3 separate regions of the Mus musculus genome follow, and regions 1 and 2 are each linked to region 3. The links are chromatin contacts, found by Hi-C or POLR2A ChIA-PET in ENCODE. All regions are on one chromosome and are shown on one strand. The core of a region is the stretch at or near the end of the contact, and the rest is flanking DNA. Distances in the headings are between cores, read along the strand shown.

Region 1 (4,635 bases), core at 1,013-3,512, 620 kb before region 3:
CTTATAGGATAGTTGTTTGTTGAGTATATGCTGATTGTCAAGCACATGTTACCATGTAATCTGCATAAGGTTTTCCTAAATCCTTTAAGGGCTATGTGAAAAAGGTGGGGTGGGGCTTGAGCTTTCAAAGGTTACTAACCTTTCTGAAAAGCATGGTAGTGTGCACCTATAAGCTCAGCATATACAATGCAGAGGCAGGAGAATCACAAGTTTGAGCTCAACGTTATCTATATAGAAAATCCCAGGCTAGCCTGGGCTACAGAATTAAGATCATGTTTCAAAAATAAGAATAAAAAACATTTTAAAAGGCACAAGCAGAAAGGGTTGAGAACTAAGATTACAGTGAGGAGGCGCCACAGAACTCACATGTACTTGCTAGTTTATTCTTGCTACCACTCTTCAGTGAAGAAAAGTCAACCTTTTAGTTGGATTCCATGGGAAAAAGCTCACACAGAATTCTCTAGAGAATGGACGTATGTTATGAGGTAAATATCAAGAAATCCCATCAGAAGCCAGGGATAGCCTACTGGGCTTGGCTTTATACTTGGTTTTTTTTTTTGAAGACAGGGCCTCAGTCTGTAGCTGTAGATGGCTTGGAACTCACTGTGTAGACCGTGTGGGCCTTGAAGTCACAAAGATCTGCCTGCCTCTGCCTCTCAAGGGCTGGTATTAAGGATGTAGGTTGCCACCATCACAGCAGGCCAGTCCTTAGGTGTCTGAAATGCCATCGTTGTAGAGTTGACTAGCATTCTGCTTATGACTCTTCTGATGCAGCCTTCTAGGTGCTGGGATGTCAGGAGCCTCAGTTGTTTTCGGCATGTGATGACATCATTACAATTCCTTAGTTCCAATAAGCCTCGGAATCAATATTGTTTGGAGTCTCTCCTCTAGCATTAATGTCCTGGTATCAGAGAGTTCCTCTAATTTCATAAAATCTCCCAAACTTAAGTACTAATAATGTGGAGTTTACGCTTCAATATTCTCTTCATATTACTATTCAATTATGTAAAAAGTATAAACCGGTGATATAACTCGACGGGTGCTAGCTGTGTGAGAGTTGACTACCTGATACCTGAGTTTATCTCTGGAACCCTGGAAAGAGAGCACTCACTCAAGTTGTCATCCGATTTCCACAACTATAGTAATGAGGTGAGCACCCGCGCCCACCCACATGGCCACACAATCATGTTTAATTGAAAAGTGCTACGTATTAATATAAATGCGAAATTCGCAAGACTCAGATAATTATGGTCTCCAAGCAGCGAGTGATAAATGCAGGTGCTGTAGATCTACTAACTGCACGTCTAAGTGGCTGGCATCAGGACAGTACCGTGTGTACAAGTCTATTTTTTTTTTTAAGCCCAGCATTTGTAACTGATTACATGAACCATCTGTAACTGCTTGTGAATCATGTTACAGTTACCCCACTGACATTTACCAACATTTGTCATGTGGCAAAATGTTTTAGTGTAGGAAAGCTGACACATAATAGCTTTAATGTTTCAACAAATCAACTTTAGACACTAGGCTATAGGTGCATCCCATTGATGCGAAGTCTTCGCAAAAATATGGCCGGTGACTTCATTATAAAAAACCGCTTCATCCCAAGCTTCCTGTGTGTAGACAAAATTACTTGTTATCCCCACGGTAACTTGGCTCCACTGTTGTTATGAGACAGGATGAGGGGGGTGAGGGGTAACAAGAGGTGAGGACAGAAGTGGAGGAAGATGAAAAAACTACCGGGGGTGGGGTAGGTGACACTTTTATCAGGGAAGTGGTTCACCAAGTAGAGGCCGAGCTGAGCTCTTCTTGCCGGACGCCTTCGAGCCACCTGTCAGAAGGCAGGACTCTGAAGGAAACCGAGATCTGCGGACACGAAAGGCCAGGCCAGAGGGCAACCGAGAGGCGCCGGTTGTCAGCGAGGGGGCCAGGCTAGACCGGGAGGGAAGCTCACGTGGTCTCCGGAGCACCGCGGGGGAGTGGAGGGGGGGAGGCTGCAGCGGGGAGGACGCCAGCGCGCGCTCCTCCCCAGCCTTCCAGCTCCTCCCTCCAGGCACGTGACACCACCGTCCACTCGCTCGGTGGCGCAGCGCTCTGTTGCTGCCCTCCCGCCGCGGCGCCCCTTCTTCTCCCGGTCCTCGTCCCGCCGCATCTCCTCCCCCCCTAACTCATCCCCCACGCGCCAATCATCGCTCGAGCTCCCGAGCGCCCGCCCCGCCACTCCGCTGTGCGTTCTCCCATTGGCTGGAGCCTCAAGGACGCGTCCCGAGGGCGGGAGGCAACCATTGGTGGGCCGAACCGGCCGAGTTCCCGGATGAGGGAACATTCTGCAGTATAAAGGGCGCGAGGAAGGCGGGAGACGGCGCAGTTTGAATCGCGGTCCGACGGAGGAGTGGGCGCTGGGATCTCGCTGAGCGTCCGCCTGGCCTCGTCTCTTCCTCGCTCGTCGGAGCTTCAGCACGGTCCGAGATGGTAACGTGAAGAGTGACGGCGGGCGGCCGCGGGCTGCAGGCTCCGAGCGGGCGGGGCCGCCGTCCCCGGGGCTGGGAGAGGCGGCGGCGGCGGCGAGTGGGAGCGTGCGGGGACGGGGTCGGGACGAGCGGAGGGGAGGTGTTTTCGGAGCCCCGGAGCTCCAGGCGGGAGGCGACGGTTGGGGGGGCGCGCACGGCGCGGCTGGGAGCCGGCGCGGGGGCGCGCAGCCGCGGCGGGCTCGCGGCAGGGGTCGGCGGGGGAGAAGGGCGGGCGGGGGGCGAGCGGCGGCCCGGGGTCCCCGGCGGGGCGGGCGGCGGGCGGCCGAGCGCGCGCTCGCTCGCCTCCAGGACGCGCTGTGGTGGGGGAGGGGCGCGCCGCCTTGGTAATTCTATCTTCTCCGTCCCTCCCGGGCTCGCGGGCGTCGGCGGCGCCGCAGGCTGGCGGTAAGGCTGGAAAGGACTCCGGAAAGGCCAAGACAAAGGCGGTTTCCCGCTCGCAGCGAGCCGGCTTGCAGGTGGGTAGCAACTGCCGCAGTCGGGTGACCGGGCCTTTATGTTTGCACCCCCCTTGCTTGTTTGTCTGCACCCTCCATGGGTGTTCCATCTTAGCATGAGTGATGTGTCGCGACTTGGCCCTGCGGAGACAGTGAATACTGGGGTTTGGGGAGGGGGGGCGTCGGATCACATGTGTGTTAACTGGCGGGGCGCGTTGGTGCACCACCACCGTCCTTGGCTTTGGCGCGCACATCTTATCTTAACGAATTTCCTATCTTTGTGCATTTTTTTTCTTGTTTGTTCGTTTGTTTGTGTGCATAAAAATCAAGTTCCCTGTGGGCCGTATTCATCGACACCTGAAATCTAGGACAACCAGCCACGGACGTGTGGGCGCGACCGCCGCTGTGTACAGCGCAGCCATCCTGGAGTACCTCACCGCAGAGGTAAGCGGGAGTACGCCTGTGATCTGGAAAAGCTCTGGGGGGGCGGGGGAAAGTGGCGAGAGAGGAGGAAAGTGATGCAAGAAAACTCGCAGGCCCTAAGAGCGGCGCGCAGACCGAGGGAGCGCTAGAGGGAGCTCGCGTTCAGCCGAGGAGGCTGCTGGGCCAGAGTGTGCTGCTCCTGCAAATGCAATTGCGTGCCCCTTCGGGGTTTTTTGGGTGGTTTTTTTTTTTTTTTTGCATAATTCTGCATAATTTTATCATTCAGGTAGTAGGGAATGACAACAGTTGGTAAATAACACCATTGAGGTTCAAAGATCTTGATTGAAAGTAAGTTGGAATATTGATCATCAGATTTTTATTTATTTTTTGCCTTTTAGGTACTTGAGTTGGCAGGAAATGCGTCAAAAGACTTAAAGGTAAAGCGTATCACCCCTCGTCACTTGCAGCTTGCTATACGTGGAGATGAAGAATTGGATTCTCTGATCAAAGCTACCATTGCTGGTGGTGGTATGTCATCCCTAAACTCCTAACATTCTATTTAAGAAGAAAATTCCTACACTCCCATTGTTTCTAGAAGAGATTTCAGTACAGGGTGCTTTCATGGGGTTTGGCTTTCCACTTAGTTTTTGCTAAGATCATTGTTCATCCCTCAAGTTTTCACTTTGTATATGAATTTTACCTGCTTTGAGTTCATGTATTGTTTTTTTAAATGTTTATCCAGAAGGTAGACTTAATCTGTGTCCCTCTCCTAGGTGTCATCCCACACATCCACAAATCGCTGATCGGGAAGAAAGGACAACAGAAGACTGTTTAAGGATGCCTGGATTCCTTATTATCTCAGGACTCTAAATATTCCTAACAGCTGTCCAGTGTTGGTGATTCCAGTGGACTGTATCTCTGTGAAAAACACAATTTTGCCTTTTTGTAATTCTATTTGAGCAAGTTGGAGGCTTAATTAGCCTTCCAACCAACCAAATTTCTGCATTCGAGTCTTAACCATATTTAAGTGTTACTGTGGCTTCAAAGAAGCTATTGATTCTGAAGTAGTGGGTTTTGATTGAGTTGACTGTTTTTAAAAAACTGTTTGGATTTTAATTGTGATGCAGAAGTTATAGTAACAAGCATTTGGTTTTGTACAGACATTGTTTCCACTCTGGTGGATAAGCTCAATAAAGGTCATATCCCAAACTAGCTTTAAACTTGCTTAATAATCGGGACTTACCTTA
Region 2 (4,308 bases), core at 3-2,502, 590 kb after region 3:
TACTTCCTGGAGGGTTCTGTATTGCCATGATCTAACTCTAAGCATTGAGCACTGTGTTGACAGATGAAAGGACCACACTCATAAATAACTTGCCCAGAAGGAGTGGGCAAAGTCCGTGTGGAGGGACGCCGAAGAAGCCAGTTTTTAAAAGGGGAAATTACGATAGACGCAAATTATGGAATAGAAGCAAACTGGGGAACGTGTACTGGACAGATGATCTAAGTTGTTACTATCAAAGGAAACTTTTCGCCCTTAATTACAGAAGAGATTTGTATCCGGTGCTTTTGTAATTATGCACAGGTAGGCAATATCTGAGGAGAATCTCACGTTCAAACATAAACAGTTTTATAAAACATTTGCATTGAAGTATCCATTCTTTTAGGATTAACTATAAGTACAATGGAACTAGAATCAGATTATACAGATTTAGGCAGGGGCAGCTGGGGCAGAACAGGCAGCATGTAAATTCCTTAACAATGTGTTACAGGGCACAGTTTCCAGCTACAGGAGAAATCCAGAAAACCGCTTGAGGACCGGAACTGTGCACGCCGTAGTCTCCCAACACTAATTCAACAGCTAGCGGCTCCCGCCAGCCTCGCGCTGCCCACGGCGGCGGCGGGCGAGTCGCCACCTCCACCTTGGAGACTGTCCGCTCGGCACTCGGCTGGCCATCGCCCTCCCAAACTACTTGCCGGCTCTCCCCGCACCGGCGCCGGCCGTCGGCAGGCCGGGGAGGGAGCGATCGCGCCCACGGGAAGGAAGTTCCGCCAAGTGGTCGGGCTCGCCGTGGGACCGAGCCTGCAGCACCGCGGCCTCCCAGCCCCGGGGACGCCCCGCGCGGCCCGGTGCCGGCAGGAAGCGTGGAGGAGGGGAGGCGAGCGCGGAGCCCGCCGCCGACCCCACCCCGTGCGCGACCCCGCCGGCCCGGCCGCCCTCGTGCGCCCGCCTTCCCCCTGGGAGGGCCGCCGCCCCGCACCTCGCGGACCCGGGGACCCCGGCAAGTTTGCAGGAGAGATGCACTGCCACCCTGCAGCACGCCGAGGGGGAGAAAAGAAAATGTCAGGCGATGACGGCCGGCAGGACTCACCCATGTTCCTCCCACAGAGTGAGGACCGGCAGGGCGAGGCGAAGGGTTCGGGTGCGGGCGGCGCGGCTCAGCGGCGGCGGCGTCCTCCCTCTACCTCCGCGTCTCCCGCAGCCAGGGAGGGACCCGCGGGGGGCGGCCGCCGGGGAGGAGCAGCGGCTGCGGCTGCGGGCGGCGCGGCCGCGGCGGGGACGAGCGGCGGGGGGCGGGGCGGGGCGGGGCGGGGCGGCCGGGCGCAGCCTGCGGCGGGCGCGGCTGCGAGCGAGCGAGCGAGCGAACGTGCGGGCGGGCGGGCGGGCGGGCTGGCGCGGAGGCGCCGAGCCGTCCTGAGGAGCGCCCTCCCGACGCGCGGCCGAGCGCCCCGCCCTCTCCGCCGAGCGCCCCGCCCTCTCCGCCGAGCATGCTCAGTGCGGCCAGTGCTGCCTCCTGCCCACGGCCGGCGAGGCTTAGCCCGCCGGGGGCTGTGCGTCTACAGACCGGAGCGGTACAGCTCGGTGGCTGTTGCTCGAGGGGCGGAAGCAGGGCTCAGATCTCCGGGCTGCTGGGACGGAGCCTCCCGGGAGGAAGTCTCAGCCCGGAGCGTGCCTGGCAGCGCACGCCCCAGGCGAGCATGTGCGGGGTGGCGGAGCAGGAGGACGTAGATGTCCGCGGGCGCGTCCCCAGGGCGCATCAGGCTGTCCTGCGGGGCTGGCGGGAAAGCCGGTCCAGCGGAGAGCGGTCGCAAGGTCACCCTCGGCGAGCCAGTGCCTAAAGCCCTTTAACCCGTCGGGCGGGACCCTACAGGCTGTGTCCGCCGCACTCCGGCTGTGCCAGGGAGGAAAGACGTGCTGAGATCAGAAACACTGAAAGTCCACCTACGGGCGGGGGTAACTCGGTGGATGACGAGCCGCCCGGGGACTGTGACCGAAATGCTCCCACATGCTCTCGCGGGGCTCGGGGTCCCAGACTGGGCTCTGCACCAAGAAGAGGCAGTAGGATTTCTCTGTGTAGCCCTGGCAGTCCTGGAACTCACTTTGTAGACCAGCTGGCCTGGAACTCAGAAATCCGCCTGTGAAAAACCAAAAAAATAAATAATAATAATAACGTAAAATAAAAGAAGGAGGGGGAGAAGGAAGAAGAAGAGACAGTAGGAGACCTGCACGTGTCCTGACCCCTGCCTGCCTGGACTTTATCCCAGGCCTGTGGCGATCTGTAGGAAGAGGAGCTGCAACTCTTGCTGCCAGAAGGGGCTGTTTCTTCATCTGTGACTCTCACAGACCAGTCGCTAATATTACAGGCACAGATCACAAGAGCATCTCGATATGTTAGGTACTGGGATTTTATGTGATTTTTTCTGAAATAAAAATGCAACATAATTAAAGACAGGTGTGATCTATTTACAGCAGCTCAGGCATAGACTGATACAGATGTTAAACACCCGTTCTTGGAAGAAAACTACTCTTCCTGTTTGCCTATAATTCATCTTGCAGAAGGCTGTTAGGATTGTTGTAATAATCTCTATACACAGGGTTCAAACAAAATTACTGAGCATCTGGGGCCCAGAAGACAAACCAGGGCAGGACCACACATCTTCTGAGGGTACCTCTTCCTTGCCTTGTAGCAATATGACTCTAGCTTTCACATATTTTCCCTACGTGCTTATGTGTCCAGTTTTCCCTTATTTATAAGGACACTGGTCATGAAGATCGGGAAGGCCACTCCCAATCTTGACTCTGGTGTCTGCAATGACCTGATTTCTGAACAAGGTCACATTCCGATGTCTTAGGGATTTCTGCTCGATGGCTGGGCACAGTTCAGTCAGTAAGACCACCCCCCCCCCCAAGTCTACAAACATGCACGTGCCTTGTTCTGCTTCTTTTTCCCAAATGTTTGCAAAAGACCATGCTAGGTCTTTCTATTGCTTCACATGGTTGATCTCTCTCTCTCTCTTTCCTTAATTTTCACAAATGTCTTCTACATTCTCTGTTTCAAGTTGCTTTAAGTTTCCTGTTACTTCCTTTGCTAATTACATATCACAATAATTTCAGGGTATGTCTAGCTTTCATTTGCATGTATGCATTGAAATTGGAAAGGCAGCTGGGTTTTTGTCCTCCCACCTGGCATTAGTTTAAGCATCATTTGTGCTCCTCTTGCATCCACAAGCCACCCCTTCGACTTTCTCACCAATTAAAGGCACAGTGCAGGGCAATCATGATGATCATGTTGAACTCCAATACATTGACATAACTATAGTGAGACTCTTTTGGACTATACCTAGAAGTGGCTCATTTAAGGAATGATGTAATGCCTCTTGGGTTGTTTTGTTTTGTTTTGTTTTGTTTTGTTTTTGAAGTGTGGTCTTGCTATATATAGTCCTGGCTGGCCTACTCACTGTGTAGCCCAAATGATCTCACAAACATATCAGTTCTCCTGTGGCCTCTCCAATGATAGGATTAAGGAATGTGCCAACATACACAATTCTTTCTTCTCCTTTTATAGGAATATAATGATTTTTAAAATATTTTTGTCTAAAACAGTTATTCTCAACCTATGGGTCATGGCCCTTGGTGGGGGGAGGGGGGGTTGTCAAATGACCCTGTAACAGGGGTCACCTAAGACCATCAGAAAACACAGGTATTTAATTTATGATTTGTAACAGTAATAAAATTATGAAGTAGCAACAAAATTATTTTATGATTAGGGGGTCACCATGAGGGCCTATATACAACATGAGGAACTGTTTTAATGGGTGGCAGCATTAGGAAGGCTGAGAACCTCTGAGTTCAAAGTTACCTGTGTGAGGAGCCCTTCTATACCATTTCATCCAGACTCTGTACACCCACTTTATATCCACACCTCTGTACTTTATGTCTCTTCAATATTATCACTAGAATGGCGTGTATTTTGCCCTTTAGCGATCACGTTTAAGCATCCATCCTGAAAGACGGTAATTTTTGCCTTTCCTTTTTGGCTGTTAGATCACCAGTGCTGAGAACAGAGCTAACAGAGCAAATGTTTAGTGGAAGTTACTGCATAATTAAAAGTCTTTCGGTTGTCTCTATGATTTTTTCCTAAAAGAGAGCAAGAATGATGTTAAGAACACTGGCTGCTCTTGCAGAGGACATGGCTCCCATTCCCAGCATCCTCATGGAGGTGCATCATCACCTGTAACTCTTGTTCCGGGTGATCTACTGCCCTCTTCTGGCCTCCATGGGCACCATGCATTCACGTGGTACACAGAAATA
Region 3 (4,262 bases), core at 763-3,262:
CAAGTGTGCCTGTGCGCTATGTGCCTGGTGCCTGAGAAGTTTGTGAGAACCACGTGGTGCTGGGAACTGAACTTAGGTCCCCTCAAAGAGCAGAAAGTGCTCTTAACCACTGAGCCATCTCTCCAGCCCAGCCATTTTTTGTTCGTTTTCTTTCTCTTTTTTTGAGATAAGAGTCTCATTATTTAGCAAGGGCTGGCCTTAAAATTCACTAGGTAAACCAGGTTGGCCTAGTAGAGTTCTGCCAGCTTCTGCCTCCAAAGCACCGGGATTAAAGGTGTATGCCACCACACCTAGCGCCTCTCAACTTGAAACCCCTGAATACGAACTATATACATTGATCTAGTCAGATGGCACACAATTTTCATAGCAAATTTTTGTTTTAAATCCAGATTCCACACAGAACTCACTAAGTTAAACTGGAAAACATTAAAGCCACAAGAGGCCCTGCACCAGGTTAATAGCTCCAAGGCTATTTTCAGGTCTCTCTCCTCCAAGTGCAAAGCTTGGAAAGTGATGTCAGCAAGGTCAAGGGTCATATACTCTCTAAAGGCAAGATCATACAATAGTGAAGGACTCTTGCAATGGTTTACTACAATTGCTAAGGCTTTTAATCATTGGCTTCATCTTATTTTATCTTTCCATCTATTTTATCTTAGAAAATAGTTGGTTTTGCTATTTTCATATAACTATTCTTCCCCCCACCCCACCCCCGCCCCCACCCCAGAACCCTGGCCGTCCTGGAACTTGCTTGTACACCAGGCTGACCTAGAACTGACAGATTTGCCTGCCTGACTCCCAAGTGCTGCGATTAAAGGCATGTATCACTTACCACTGGTGACATAATTATTCTTCTTCAACTTTATCTAGATACCAGCATTAAATTGTAGTGGAATCCTTTAAAAAACAAAACGTCTCTAAATGATAGGGCTACAGGGTCTTCCTTAATTTCATTGTCAGCACAATCTTGTACAATACAGAATGAAAGGTACCCTCATTCTCTCTGTATAGAGTAACACTGAAACTGGGGAACTTAAGTAATTTCACTTACTCAAGCTCTCAGAAAAACTAGCATGCCAAGGTCTTTGGCCTATTAACTCCCCTCTCCCAGGAACCTGTCAGTTTATTACCAACGTACTTATATTCTTCTCCTCAACAAATTGTAACTAAGAGCCTAATAACCATCTACTACTTGCCTTGCCATTATTCTGAGTCTAGAAACGCGATGGGACACAAATACTGTTCAATAAATACACACTTCTGTCAGGGCCCCACTCAGTGCTAGGTTTGCTCAGTTGCACAAAAACTACGTCGGAGCCTTGAAGCACAACCCCTGCGGGACTGTCCTTTCTACTCCAGGAACTTCAGTAACAGAAGTGACTCATCTCTTTACCTTACCGGTTCTCAAATTAATAATCTGAGATGCCAACGGAAAAGAATGAATTACACCGACCTCTCTCCACGCCTACACTCAAAGTTACTTAAATGTCAAAGCGCGGTAGTAAAACACAAAAGAAGTGAGACTGAAACAGCTCTCCTCTACGGGAGACTGCAGCCACCCCCAGGCCCCGGCAGGTCGCTTCCGTCTCCGTCCGGGATTGCAGAGACACCGGAGAGAAGCCCCGGGAGCGCGGCCAGCGGCGTCCAGACCCGACCCCGGCTCGGCGGAGGTCTTGGGCTACCGGCTCCCGCGCGTCCCTACCTGCGCACACACCTGGCCGCCCACGGGACCGCGGAGGCCTGGCCCGAACCCGCCGCAGGTCAGCTTCCGCCCCCGAGAGCGCCGGCGGCCGGGCTCCCGGCTCCCGAGGCCCGGGCCGCTCGGAGGCCCGAGCGGGAGGCGACAAGGCCCAGAGGCGGAGGACCGGAGGGGCGCGGGGTGGGCGGCTACCTGCGAGCAGAAGTACGAGCCCTGGATGCCCAGCTTGATGCAGGTGGGACACTGGAGCTTGGCCTCGCTGCTGCAGCCGTCCGTCTCGCACACCCGCGTCTCCACCGCCGCCATGCTGCCTGGCTGCCGGAGGAGGGAGGAACCGCCACAGGGCGGGGAGAGGGACCCAGCCGGGGAGGAGCTCCGATGGCAGGCCTAGGCGCCGGACCGGGAGGACCAGGGCCCGCCCCTACGCAGCGCGCCCCCGCCCCCCTCCGCGCACGCGCGGCCAGGGCCCCGCCCCTTAGCGCGCGCTCACCTGCTGCCCCGCCCCTCCCTCCGGTTCGGCCGACCCCCCGCCCTGACAGCCACGCCCTCTCCGCGCACGCGTAGTGGCGACCCGCCCGGCAGCCTTTACGCCGCCTCCCCTGCCCCGCCCCAAGGCTTGCGGTGGCGGCGACGCCACGTGGGGTCAGCGGAGATCCTACACCCCATGACGTTGGGACCCCGAGCGTGAAATTCTTGAGCCTTCGGTGTTTCATTCACTCGCAGGTGGTTGGGAAGGGCGTGGATTCCTCAGTTTGGTTCGCCGGGAGCTTCTTGGGGACTAATTCCCTTTTCTGAGTTCCGCTTCTCTCTGCCAGTGTTCTCCTCAAAATAAAAAAGAAAGAAAAAATTACGCTCATTCTTAAAAAAATATCAATGGACCGAGATGGGACTGAAATACGCTCTTCCTCATGTCTTTCCACACCCCGCTATTGAAATACATAGCGCTAGTAGCTGCCAGATAGTTCAATATCGATGATTTAAAATATATATATATTATCTGATTTTATAGTTTGAGCGAATTCCACCAATCAAGAATTGAGGGGGGTTAGCCGGGTAGTGGTAGCGCATGCCAAACTTTAAACCTAGCACTCAGATCTAGAGGCAGGCAGATCTCTCTGAGTTGGAGGCCAGCCTGGTCTACAGAGTAAGTTCTTGGATAGCCAGGGTTACCCATAGAAACCCTGTCTCAGAAAACAAACCAAAAGAGAAAAGAAAAGAAATGCGAGAATTAAAAGGCTCTAGAGTTTATCAGATACAACCCGGTAGCCTAAATCTTTCAAACACATAATCAGTAGACAACAACTGCCGTTTTCTATTTTTTTTTTTTGTTTGTTTGTTGCTAGAGGAATGCTGTGACTTTTAAAAAAATCTTTTCCACCTTAATACACCAGAAAAGCTCATGTTTTCTTGAATAACTTTTCCTGTATAACCAACCACTGTAAACTTTTAATAAAAATGTATACATTTAAGAAAATTAGTGACTGCATATGTGTATATGTTTGTATATGACATCTAACTGTATAAATCCCAGCTTCCTAAACTGTGGCTCTCAACTTCTAAATATGGAGTAACAAAATTTTTGGCAATAGTAAGCAGTTTTTGACAGCCTAACAACCAAAAGTTATTTCAGAATTAAACGCAACACTCAGCATGTGCATTGGACTTCTCTGCAGTCTGATCCTGCATCCACTGCACGTACACTCTGTATTGCGGGTGCTGTCACATAGGCAGTGACAAACACATCCTGGTTTCTTTACAGAAGACAGAGACATCTAGTATTCTTCTGTCATTCTTCATTATGTATCCAATCAGGTTGTCTTTGGATTGAGTTAGCCTCAATAGCAGCAATCCTATAGTGGCTAGAACTCTGCATAGAGAATTGAATATTTGCGTCCAGGCATTGCTGTTTTGAGTTACTGACTTTAATTTCATTTTGAAAAAGTTATTAAGTGGTCTTTGGTTTGGATTGAACAGAATTTCCAACAATTTTTTAAACAGACAAAAAGAGACTTCTGCTATTTGAACCATGAGAAACAGCGTTCTCAACATTGACAACTATAAATCAAGATACTAATCAAACCGGGCGTGGTGGCACACGCCTTTAATCCCAGCACTCAGGAGGCAGAGGCAGGCGGATCTCTGAGTTTGAGGCCAGCCTGGTCTACAGAGTGAGTTCCAGGACAGTCAGGGCTACACAGAGGAACCCTGTCTCGAAAAACCAAAAAAAAAAAAAAAAAGATACTAATCAACTATGAAAAACTAAAGATACTTTATGACCTATAGTGTCAAATATTCTACCAAGCTTCCTTCCCTCTCCCCCACTCTCTTCTCTCTCTCTCTCTCTCTCTCTCCCCCCCCCCCATTGTTGTTCTTTGGTTTTTCTAGACAGGGTTTCCTCTCTGTAGTCCTGGTCCTGGCTGTCCTGTAACTTGCTCTGTAGACCAGGTTGGCCTCCAACTCACAGAGATCCACTTCTGCCTCCTGAGTGCTGGGATTAAAGGCAAGAGCTACTACACCCAGTTCTAGATTTCTTTATGTAGAATAAACAAGCACACATGTCTCAATA

What was found. A loop is a pair of places that touch in the nucleus more often than their neighbours do. ChIA-PET counts read pairs that join two places held with the same protein, here RNA polymerase II (POLR2A).
Region 1: POLR2A ChIA-PET joins it to region 3 with 10 read pairs in embryonic stem cell. The contact joins the promoter of H2az1 here to the promoter of Metap1 in region 3. POLR2A ChIA-PET finds 5 or more read pairs at or near these places in 2 of 5 experiments (Patski and embryonic stem cell).
Region 2: a map of heart shows a loop between it and region 3 (10-fold over the local background). The contact joins the promoter of Rap1gds1 here to the promoter of Metap1 in region 3. A Hi-C loop is called at or near these places in 6 of 37 maps with a recorded cell type or tissue (heart and left cerebral cortex). POLR2A ChIA-PET finds 5 or more read pairs at or near these places in 1 of 5 experiments (embryonic stem cell).

Annotation. Positions count from the first base shown.
Region 1 is chr3:137,862,225-137,866,859 of GRCm38, forward strand. It overlaps H2az1 (H2A.Z variant histone 1), which reads left to right and starts at 2,263. Exons shown (of 5, transcript NM_016750.3): 1 at 2,263-2,472; 2 at 2,909-2,986; 3 at 3,296-3,409; 4 at 3,787-3,916; 5 at 4,162-4,635. The coding sequence starts at 2,470. The coding sequence ends at 4,223. It overlaps Gm43403 (predicted gene 43403), which reads right to left and starts at 2,102. Exons shown (of 2, transcript NR_169184.1): 1 at 1,741-2,102; 2 at 1,463-1,613.
Region 2 is chr3:139,073,949-139,078,256 of GRCm38, forward strand. Rap1gds1 (RAP1, GTP-GDP dissociation stimulator 1) reads right to left here and starts at 1,253. Exons shown (of 15, transcript NM_001040690.2): 1 at 1,088-1,253. The coding sequence starts at 1,091.
Region 3 is chr3:138,487,370-138,491,631 of GRCm38, forward strand. Metap1 (methionyl aminopeptidase 1) reads right to left here and starts at 2,013. Exons shown (of 11, transcript NM_175224.4): 1 at 1,889-2,013. The coding sequence starts at 2,002. It overlaps Gm32553 (a long non-coding RNA gene), which reads right to left and starts at 692. Exons shown (of 2, transcript XR_001784010.2): 1 at 1-692.